Regions from separate parts of the Homo sapiens genome. Here region 2 is linked to region 1. A link is an interaction called in ENCODE POLR2A ChIA-PET data of the cell type or tissue named here. Cell type or tissue: MCF 10A. All regions are shown on one strand. Links, peaks and the distances in the headings refer to the core of each region. The heading gives the core; the rest is flanking DNA. Region 1 overlaps PLXNA2 (plexin A2). Region 2 overlaps PLXNA2 (plexin A2).

Region 1 (5,375 bases), core at 165-5,164:
CTCTTCTCCCTGTTATCCAATTTGAGGATATTTTGACCTTGGGTAAGGATGAAGTGTTAAAGCCACAGCTCCTCTCCACAAGAAGCCATTCATCTTGGGGGAGGCAGAGAGGGAAGTCTCTCTCCAAAGTCTATCCAGCTTCGCTTCGTTTCATTGATCTGCACAAGAGACAATGCTCTGGAAAAGGAAGAGGACCCCAGAAGGGTGCTTGGCAAGACAGAGGATGCTAATGGGCAATGGAGAGCACTCCCTCCAGCTGGCCCCTGCTGCTGCCTCCCGTCCTCTGCATGGGGTCAGGTGCTTCTGTGCTTGCTGTCCTACCTCTCTCCACAGCAGGGCTCTCAAAACCATTTTGATCCCCCATTGGCAGAGGGTTCCCCTCTTTACAGAGTTCAGTCATTAAAAGCATGGATCAGCTGTTAATCTCATTGGAGGAGGGAACTGTTTCCTGCATTCATTCATCTGGGAACCTTCTTGAGTAGCCACTGTCTGCCAGCCACTGCTCTAGAGATGGGAAAACAGCACGGAACAAAACCAAGGTCTTTCTTCCAGCGAATTTATATCCTTCAGGAAGCTGGTTCCTGCCACCAACTTAGCAGGCAACAGTTCTCCTCCCCTAGTGGCACAGGGTACCAGTTTTGTAGGAAAAGTGGTCCAGCAAAGGAAGAAAGCAGACCAACCCAGCTGCCTTACCTTATTCTGGGGCCATTCCCCCAGCGATGAGAGCTGCTCTTGTTTCTACTGCCACCATCTCTTCTGGCTGCACTTCACCTGCTGCTTGAGCTTCTGACCTTCCTTCAGTTCCACCAAATGAGGACAGGAAATAGCAGTCAAGACCCCTGGCCCTGCTGAGCGTGAAACAGAAGCAATGGATGAGTGCTGGACGAAGAATGGCCTGGGCAGAACAAATAGGGAGCATTTGAAAGCTTCTGGCTGATAAATCTCCAGGTGCATCCCGGTTGCCACGCCTGCCCCCATTAACCTGCTCCTGGTAAATACTGATCCAGCAGCTGCTCCAGGAGAGGCCGTCTTTTTTTCCCAGCCACGCTGTGTCTTGCATGAGACTCCTGGGGCCTGGGCACAGAGAGAAAAGAATTGAGACTCAGGAGGCTCAGTGGGTGAGAAAATGCAAAGTGGCTTCACAGACACAGGGCTGTGGGAGCAGATCGACGGGGAACTTGGGAGATGAACTTCAGGGCCTTCCGACGCCTTGTCTCAGGAACATGCTTTGAGAAAAATGGTAGCATCCTTTCCATAACTCAGTCTCTCTTCCCTAGTTTCCCTGAAGTGTGACGTTTTAGTATCTGGAGCTCAGTGATCCCCATGAATGAGGGATAAAGTTTCACTCTTGGTATTTTCTAACTAGTGCTAGGGAAAGTCCTGAGACACGATCACAGCCACTGCTTGGCATACAGGGCCTCCACCCAATAAGCAAACTGGAGATTCCTCAGCCTCTCGTGGACACCCACATCTCATTCTTCTCACAGCAGAGAAGCTCTCCCTTCAGCCTGAGCTGTCTTCTTTCTGCTGCAGTGCAGCCTGCTCCCTCCTACCCTGGCCTCAAGGAAGGTAGGAAACATCTTCTGCATTTCAAAGTCCTCACTTTGACTTATTTGGCCTTCATCTTGGCATGGAAGGTGGCAGGCAGAATGGAAATACTCCCCCCAAACAGAACAGATATTCTTGCGTGTGTAAGGGCAGAAGGGACAAGCTCTCTATCCCATGAGACTAGGGGCCGGAGCCCACCTGCCTTTCCCCACAACTTTTCCTGCTCAAACCCACTCCTCTTGACACACTGGAATCTGTATTATATATATTTTTAAGAAAATACAATGATGGTTGTCTGGTTTTGTTGTTTTTACAGGTGTTGTGGAATAAAAACTGTAAGAAAATTAAGTATTTAAAATGTTCCAATAAAGTGGGGTTTTTTGTTATTCTAATATATTATTGTGTACCTATTGTAAATATGAAACACTCCTATTTTGCAAGCTGAGGACACAATTTGTACTGTTGTTATATATAAATAAAGTTTACTGAATTAAAAAAACCTTAAATCTTTAAATAAACCCGATTGTTCAGCAGCATATATGCAGAATAACATTTTAAGGGCATATTTAAGAATGGTACTCATGGAAATATGAGCTAAGTTGTTTTGAGGGAGTTTTAGAATTCTCTCTGGAGCCAGAGCTTATTAATGTACCAGTCATCATCATCAACATAACACACACACACACACACACACACACACACACACACACACACACACACACACACACACACGAGATACCGTGGCTTATACCAGCAGGTGAACACTGCCCCCTAGCCCCAAGACCTCAGAATACAGCTTTCCTCCAACTGGAGGCAGCTAGTGTACTCCATGAGTTAGGACCCCTTCCCAGGAGAGAAGGGAGGTCTCAGAAGAATGAGATCCTCCTCTGCCTCCATGCTTAATACATGTTCTTCATGTGTTTGTACATTCATGTATACAAAGTGCATTCTTGTGCTTGTACAAAACGTATTAAGCACGGCCTGGCACTGTGGTAAGTGCTGGGGGATAACATAATAAGTGAGAAAGACATGATCCTTGTCCTCATCAACCTTTTAGTGTAGTGAAAAGCATAGGCTTGCTTAAAAAGGAATGTTTCACCATGCCTTGAGAAGGGGTTTTATGGTTGCTTTTTTTTGGTCATTTTCAGTTAAAGGATTAAAGGTAAATAAAGGGAAAGATGCCAGATAGTGTGTGCTTTTAGATCCAGTGCAGGTAAGACAAGAAGGCGGGCCCTGCCTAGGGGAGAACAGTAGCTGGGCAGACAAAGTCCAGAGGCAGCAGAAACATCACAATTCCACAGTAAGCCTGAGAGGTAGGGAATTGATCTTAGGACTCCTAATCCTTAGGGGTCCCTTAACCCTAGGAGGTCATGCCTCCTCCCCTCCTCTGTACTTTCATCTATTTTACGTTCTGGTGTTCCAACATGTGTGGGTGACACTTCTTCTCTCTGGTAAGAGAAATAGATGAGAATAACTCAAGTATCCATCTGACATCTCAACTGAGCATGCAAGCAAACTGCTGCTCACTATTTCCATGATAATGGGACCAGGAGAGTTCTGGGTCTTCAACCTTATACCAGGCACTAAGAGTAGAGCCTCCTGAAGGATGAGGTGCAGGCCCTGCCTTCAGAGTGCCTCCAGTCTAACATGGACAGCCAACACACAAGGGAGAATGGGGCCTGGGACTTGTAAAACAAAACATGTAAACAAGTGCATGTTGGTAAACATAGTGTGTGCTTACAGCTTCAAAGAGATCATAATTGGGAAGATTGTTAGTCCCGACTTAGCAGCCTCTGAGTTCACAGTGTTTGTGGGTCCCCCATCCACACCGCACACATGTACACACACACACCCTTCCCAGATGGAATGGAGAGATGCAAAAGCTGGTCCTGAGGGTGAGAAAAATGCAAACATAACACCATGAGGAGTCAGGAGGAGAGGAGAAGAGTGCAGTGCTGAGGTCTGCATGTAATTAGTGTGTCATTTTCAACAACACAGTGGGCCTCAGGCCTGGGGAGTGCACCCTTGGGCCTGGGGAGTGCACCAGAGCTTTTTACTAACTTTAAACCATCCTCCTCTTCTCTCTGAAATGCAAACCTAGAACCCTGGAGGCACTCGAGTGTCTAGCAGTGAAAAATGTGTCTTTTCTCAGTAAAAGCAACAATATGGCCCTGGTGAGCTCCAATGTGGGACAGAGCAGTTAGATGAGTCTTGCCTCTGTCACTGCCTGACTGGGCTCCTGGCTTCACAAGAGGCTGGGATACAGGGAAATTTGGACAGAGGAGGACGTTTCTCAGTACAGGATCCTTACTTCCCTGAGTTTTCTCCAATCTTCTTGCTGCTCCCCTCACCCCACCGCCATCTGTCCCCTCAACAACTTGGACTTAGGGTATCCCTATTATTAAATACCTGCTGCAGAAACTACCATCCTCTGGCAAGGAAGCAAAGGAAGAGGATGGAAGCTACCAGGTGGTCTGTCTTGTTCACTGTCGTATTCCCAGAACAGAGCACAGACCCTGGCCCACAGCAGATGCCCCTTGAGTATGTTCTGAATAAACAGATGATGGAATGAATGGAACTTGGGAACCACCTACCAAATGCCAGGCTCTGGAACATCCTCCCTTGTAGGCTTCTCATGCTCACATGATAAGAGTTTTCCATTTTTTAGTCTGAGATTCAGAGAGGTTAAGGGACTTACTTAAGACTGCACAGTTACAAAGTGGTAGAGCCACAGAGGTCTGATTCCAGACTTCACATTGCACAGGCTTTTTCCACTGCACTTTCCACACTACCTTTCATTAGCTCTAGAACCATTGAATACTTGGAAGTCCACCCCAGAAATGGATCCTTCCTCTTGTAACAAGAAGATCCTATGGAGACACTCTTCCTCATTCACCAATAGTCATGTTTGTTCAATGCAATTGATATCTCTTCCTCACTTGCTATGAGCATGACACTAGACTAGGTACTATTAGGAACACAAAGGGAGGGAAAAGCTAAGTCCTGAAGTTGCAGCTTTCCCTGGGTTTACACTCTAATGCCAATACCAAATCATTATTCTATAAGAAAAAGATTCATCCCTTTTATTAGGGGTATTTCTATCTCATTTTTACCACAAATGCAAAATAATTTTGCCAAACTGTGTCAGTAGAATTCTCAGAGACCTATTTTCCTCAATTTGAGGGTAAAACCTGCATGATAAGACACTCAAGAGAATTTAGGGAGATGGGTGCTGCTGATTGTCTGCGCTTGATCATATCAACACCACGAGCTGCCAAACATCTCAGCTCAGCAAGTGAGCTGAAAGACAGAGGAGGCTTCCACCTGTCAGCAGCCAAATGAGCAGCCCACCAAAGCACATGCACAGAAATTTCTACTGCATGTAATTGCATTCATCTTATTCCTGGCTTTGCTTTATGTCTCTGTCTCATTTATCTTGATTCCTCACCCCTACTCCTTTCTAATTGCTAGGTTTCATGTATCCCCTGCTAAGAGCATAAGCTTTGGATTCCGATTGCCTCGGGTTGAATTCCATCCTCAAGCTGTATGGTCTGGGGCAAGTTATATAACCTCTCTGTGCATCAATTTTCAAATCAATAAAATGAGGATAATAATATGCATCCAATAAGGTTTTTATATGGGTTAAATAAGGTAATGTATGTAATGGACTAAGTATTACAATAGGTAAATGAGCAGGAGAGAGAATGAACCATACATCCTTCTTTTTTTTTTTTTTTTTTTTGAGATGGAGTCTTGCTGTGTCACCCAGGCTGGAGTGCTGTGGCGTGATCTCGGCTCACTGCAAGCTCCACCTCCTGGGTTCACGC
Region 2 (5,375 bases), core at 228-5,227, 200 kb before region 1:
GGAGCTACAGATGGGCCCACGGGTATGAGAGCTACTAACAGGAACTTTGACTCAATTTGGCAAAATCGTATTTCAAATCTAAATTCTCTTTCCACCAGCTCCTTTTGCTATAAGGGAAAGCCAAGTGGAAACGTAGAGGCATGTGCACCCAGATCTCCTGAAAAGGGCAATAGGAGAGGGTAGCAGGGAGGAGACAATCCTCTACTGAGCTGAACTGGAAACGCCTGATTGTCATTTCTTCCCTGCTTTGCCACTGACGCCCGCAGCAGCTGATCAGGAAGGTATCAGATGCCTTCACTAGCTGTCACTAACACCTGCCTCCTGAATCCTGATCGGGGAGATGGTGTCATCGGGCCCTCCACATAAAATATTTAGTGGCACTTGCTTCCCAAAGAGGCAAGCGTGGCCTCTCCTTGGCATCAGGAACGCTCCGAGTTACATGTGCTGGGAGACTCTCTTGTTCAGGCGAGAGTCCTGGAGCAGCATACCTGGTTTGAGACTTGGAGTAGGAGAGAGGGAAACTGGTAGAACAGAGACTAGGCAAGTTTTGGCTCTTGAGAATGCATGTGACAAGTGACTTCATGCACTAAACAGAGAGGGATGTGACAGAAAGAAGAAAGCATCATTATTAAGAGAAAACTCCTGAGGTTGACACTAGCAGAAAATTGGGGATAGGAGGAAGTCACACTGGGTATGCAAAGTCAAATGCATGTTTGTTTACCAGTGTCTACCAAACTGAGGATGGGAAATTCATTCTAAGACAGATGATGGGATGGATGGAGGTGAGGAGCTGGAAATAATGACAAATAAATTGCTAATAACAAAGGCTAATGTATCTTAAACACTTAAGATGGCCATGAACTGTTCTAAGTGCTTTTATATGTATTAACTGATTTCATTGTAATAATCCTATGACGTAGCTACTAGTACTAAACCTATTTTATATAGATAGTTAGATAACATCATAGAATGGCTAAGTACCTTGACCAAGTGTACACAGCTATAGGCTCCATTTGCGTCCAGGCACCTAAGTTCAGAGCTCATGCATTTAATTGTTATATCGCACTGCCTCTCACCAGAGGCACAAAGGTGGGCTCCATCCTCCCTTACTCAGAATGTGGATAGGAGTCCTGATCTTTGCCCACTGGGCTCTGCTTGGAACAGCCACTTAGTCACATCAATTTGGCATAGAAAGATGAAGGCTCTCAACGTGCCCTTGAAGTCAGCTGTCTTCATGAAGGCCACACTCCCAAGGTGGGGTGCAAACCTCCCCTCACTGCAGGAGACTGTGCCTCCTCTTGACTCCAGTGTCCAATGACAGCTGCTCCCAGGCGGGCAGTCCCTGAGTCCTGTGAGATGAATTCACTTGGCTGGTTATCAGGAGTGGCCTGTCCCAAAGCAAATGCTGCATGAGGGTGAGAGGAAAACAGCCCAGCTGGAGTGGTCTGTTTAGAACTACTGGCCTGAAAAAAAAAAAAAAAAAAAAAAAAAACAGAAAAAGAAAAAAGCTCCTGACCTAATCAGCCTCTCCAGGTTGGAGCAAAAAACCTCAGCTGCTATTGGAATCACAGACTCCAGGAACTGAAGGAACTAAGCTTCGAGGTAGCATTTTATCTGAAAAAGGAAATCTTATAGGTTGACTAATTCAAATACCTTTTGTTTTAAGATCAAGAAATAGGCTCATGGAAATGCCAGACTGGTCTAAAGTGAGTGACACTATAATTCATGAGTCACACAGGCAGAATGTGAACCCAGGGTTCCTGAGTCTCCCACCTTTCTTCCTGCCCTGTGACCTCATGCCTTCTAGACATCAGGACGTTTCTCATTCTCAGTCTAACTCTCAGGATCCTGTGTTTCCACCAGCCTTCCTGCAGTCTGCGGAGAGGCTATATTGGGACTTGTGCAGTAGTATGACAAAGAAGATCACCTTGGATCTATTTCTTTCCCCTTGCCACATGCTTCCCAGACTGAGCTCTGTCACTGGGTCGGGGAGGCCTAGGGATCAAAGGCACACCCACAGTGTTCATCTCATTGTGGGTGGGAAAGGAAGAATATAAGCAAAAAGAGAAGTCAAGAGCTGTGGCAGGATTTCAGAAGTGCCATCTCCTGTGGAGTCTTCAAAGACAATAACAGGCCAGGTGCAGTGGCTCACGCCTGTAATCCCAGCACTTTGGGAGGCCAAGGCAGGTGGATCACGAGGTCAGGAGATTGAGAGCAGTGTGACCAACATGGTGAAACCCTGTCTTTACTAAAAATACAAAAAAAAAAAAAAAATTAGGCGGGTGTGGTGGCACGTGCCTGTAGTCCCATCTACTGTGGAGGCTGAGGCAGCAGAATCGCTTGAACCAGGGAGGCGGAGGTCTCAATGAGCTGAGATCATACCACTGCACTCCAGCCTGGGCGACAGAGCAAGACTCTGTCTCAATAATAATAATAATAACAAAAACTAACATAAGTTAAGTGCTCACTGTGTGCCTGCAACCATGCTAAGAGGTTGGTCTCTATATTGTCTCATTTACTGTCATGACAACTTGAAAGGTACATACTGTAGTTATTCCCATTCTACCAGAAAGGGACATGAGACTTGACTTGCCTCAAATCCCAAATTTGTTCCCAGATTCTGTCTAACAACAACAAAAGCCACTCACTATTCAAACTGTGTCTTGGGAGGATACCAAGCAGGGAGGTGAGGTGGCTGATCTTAACCGCATACTAAGTCCTTCCATGTTATCTCTGCTACCAGAACCCCCTTCCTCCCCTCGCGGCTCCTCAAGGAGGAACCACTCTCCACCTGGAACCCAAGGAGATTTTCTTCCCAGCGACAGGGGCAGAGAATGGCCTCTTGCAATTCCCCATCCAGCTGGAGAATTTAAGGATTCTGTTATTTCCTTTCCACAGCTCCTCTTCAGGAATTCACGTCCTGCTACCGGCCTCAGGACATAGCTAAAAATAACCTCTGGTTTCCAAACTGAAAGCCCTGTCTGTTGGGAGGCTTTGCCGGTGTGCGCCTGGGGCCGGAAGGGCTGTGTCGGAGTAGCTGAGGTCAGCCTGAGTCTCATGCCGGTGTTGCCTTCCTCTTTCCAAGGAAGCCCAGGGCCTCATGAGTCACCCCGAACACCCTGGGGGAGTCGGGTTGGAGGAGGGAGTTAGGTGGGACCTACTGTGGCACCACGGTGGCTGCCAGGCCGAGGATGCAGAACTGAACAAGAGGAAGGGTCGTTCCTAAAGAAACTCTAGGGGATTCTCTAAGTGGTGTCTGTTCTAATTATAACCCAATCCAGCCAGAATGGGGAGTTGAGGGAGAAAGGCCTCTCCTAAGCTGCCTTGGAGCAAACTCTCCATCCTTCGGGTGTTTCCATCCCTGCCACCTTATGTGCCCAGAGTTCTGTCTGGACTTGCCTGAGAAGGTTGCTGGATGATCTTCCAGCTGAGAAAAGCTTTCTCTGCCGGACAGCTCGCTGCCTTCTCCTGGTGCCGCAGTCACTTCCCACTGTCCCTCTCCATAAGTCAGGACAGTACCATGATAGTGATGGAACAGGCCCTGCTCTCTGACCTCCAGGTCCTGCTCTCTGACCTCCAGGCTCTGCTCTCTGACTTCCTGCCCCTGGCCCAGACTGCCCCTGGCTACAGGCTGTCCTCAGGAGCCCCACCTTGCCCCTCTGGGCAGCTTCCTTGGAACAGGGAAGAATAAGCACCAAGGCTCTGGAAGTGGAGGAGCCTTAAAGCCTGGGAGTCAGGAGGCAGGGGGAAGAGTAAAGGAGTCAGGGCTAGAGACTGGGCTTCGAGCATGGCCCACTGAGGCCCGCTGGTGATTTCATGGATGCTGAAACAGTCAGGAGGCCCCAGCAGTGCCTGAAATGAGACTGAATCTCACCTCACCACCCTTTGCTGCTCCCCACATTCTCCCAAATCTGGTACCCCTGCCCCAGGTGGCTGAAGCTGGACTCAGCCAGCCAGTAACCCCTAGCAAGGAGACTGGTTCTCTGTGTGTCCTGGCTTCCCATGTGCTCTGCCTGCAGAGAGGCAGAGGTTGAAGCAATTTCCCGAGGACCTGGCTACCTGGCAGCAGCTGGGCGTCCACCTTGAGAAGGATGGGGGAATCTCAAGAGATCTGCCTGTCTCCCGAGGGCTTTTCCGGCTCCGGAATGGCACATGTGGGAATCCCAGTCTTGTTGGCTACAACATTTTTCCCTTTCCTAACAAGTTCTAACAGCTGTTCTAACAGCTAGTGATCAGGGGTTCTTCTTGCTGGAGAAGAAAGGGCTGAGGGCAGAGCAGGGCACTCTCACTCAGGGTGACCAGCTCCTTGCCTCTCTGTGGATAACAGAGCATGAGAAAGTGAAGAGATGCAGCGGAGTGAGGTGATGGAAGTCTAAAATAGGAAGGAATTTTGTGTGCAATATCAGACTCTGGGAGCAGTTGACCTGGAGAGCCTGGGGGAGGGCCTGCCTAACAAGCTTTCAAAAAACAGGAGCGACTTCCACTGGGCTGGGATAAGACGTGCCGGTAGGATAGGGAAGACTGGGTTTAGTCCTAATATCAAATTGACTGGCTGGGTGAACTTCAACAGCCTTTTAACCTCTCTGGGAGATGAAAACGATGGCTTAAGGGGCCAGAAATAGAGATGCTTTGTAAAATAAAATTTTAAAAAAAGCAAGTATTTTATAGCATAAAGGCTAGAGACCAAAATAGATAACAGGATTCCCTGAACATTCCTAAGAGGGAGAAAGTATGTTAAAAATAGAAAAACCAAAATGCAGAAGGAGGAGACTCACAGAGCTAAACCAGGATGGGGACCCTGGGTCAGGCCAGCCTCTTTGCTCCTCCCGGAAATTATTTTTGGTCTGACCACTCTGCCTTGTGTTTTGCAGAATCATGTGAGGGCCAACCGGGGAAGGTGGAGCAGATGAGCACACACAGGAGCCGTCTCCTCACCGCCGCCCCTCTCAGCATGGAACAGAGGCGGCCCTGGCCCCGGGCCCTGGAGGTGGACAGCCGCTCTGTGGTCCTGCTCTCAGTGGTCTGGGTGCTGCTGGCCCCCCCAGCAGCCGGCATGCCTCAGTTCAGCACCTTCCACTCTGAGAATCGTGACTGGACCTTCAACCACTTGACCGTCCACCAAGGGACGGGGGCCGTCTATGTGGGGGCCATCAACCGGGTCTATAAGCTGACAGGCAACCTGACCATCCAGGTGGCTCATAAGACAGGGCCAGAAGAGGACAACAAGTCTTGTTACCCGCCCCTCATCGTGCAGCCCTGCAGCGAAGTGCTCACCCTCACCAACAATGTCAACAAGCTGCTCATCATTGACTACTCTGAGAACCGCCTGCTGGCCTGTGGGAGCCTCTACCAGGGGGTCTGCAAGCTGCTGCGGC

The links. ChIA-PET counts read pairs that join two places held together with the same protein. Peaks named below come from ENCODE experiments on the same cell type or tissue, not always from the same donor. Only the 100,000 strongest peaks of a DNase experiment are listed, where the experiment ranks them.
Region 2: POLR2A ChIA-PET joins it to region 1 with 5 read pairs; 3 of 35 experiments call an interaction of 5 or more read pairs at or near these places.

Annotation. Positions count from the first base shown.
Region 1 is chr1:208,018,933-208,024,307 of GRCh38, reverse strand. PLXNA2 (plexin A2) reads left to right here. Exons shown (of 32, transcript NM_025179.4): 32 at 1-2,066. Among named protein-coding and RNA genes, the nearest start is that of LINC02767, 63 kb to the right of the region's middle. In MCF 10A, for the core only: a CTCF peak has its summit at 2,338; a DNase peak (open chromatin) is centred at 2,297.
Region 2 is chr1:208,217,499-208,222,873 of GRCh38, reverse strand. It overlaps PLXNA2 (plexin A2), which reads left to right. Exons shown (of 32, transcript NM_025179.4): 2 at 4,872-5,375. The coding sequence starts at 4,952. The region is part of intron 3 of LOC105372884 (a long non-coding RNA gene); the gene reads right to left. Among named protein-coding and RNA genes, the nearest start is that of PLXNA2, 24 kb to the left of the region's middle. RefSeq lists an enhancer at 2,916-3,210. In MCF 10A, for the core only: no CTCF peak of the experiment used is centred there; DNase peaks (open chromatin) are centred at 1,763, 3,033 and 3,343.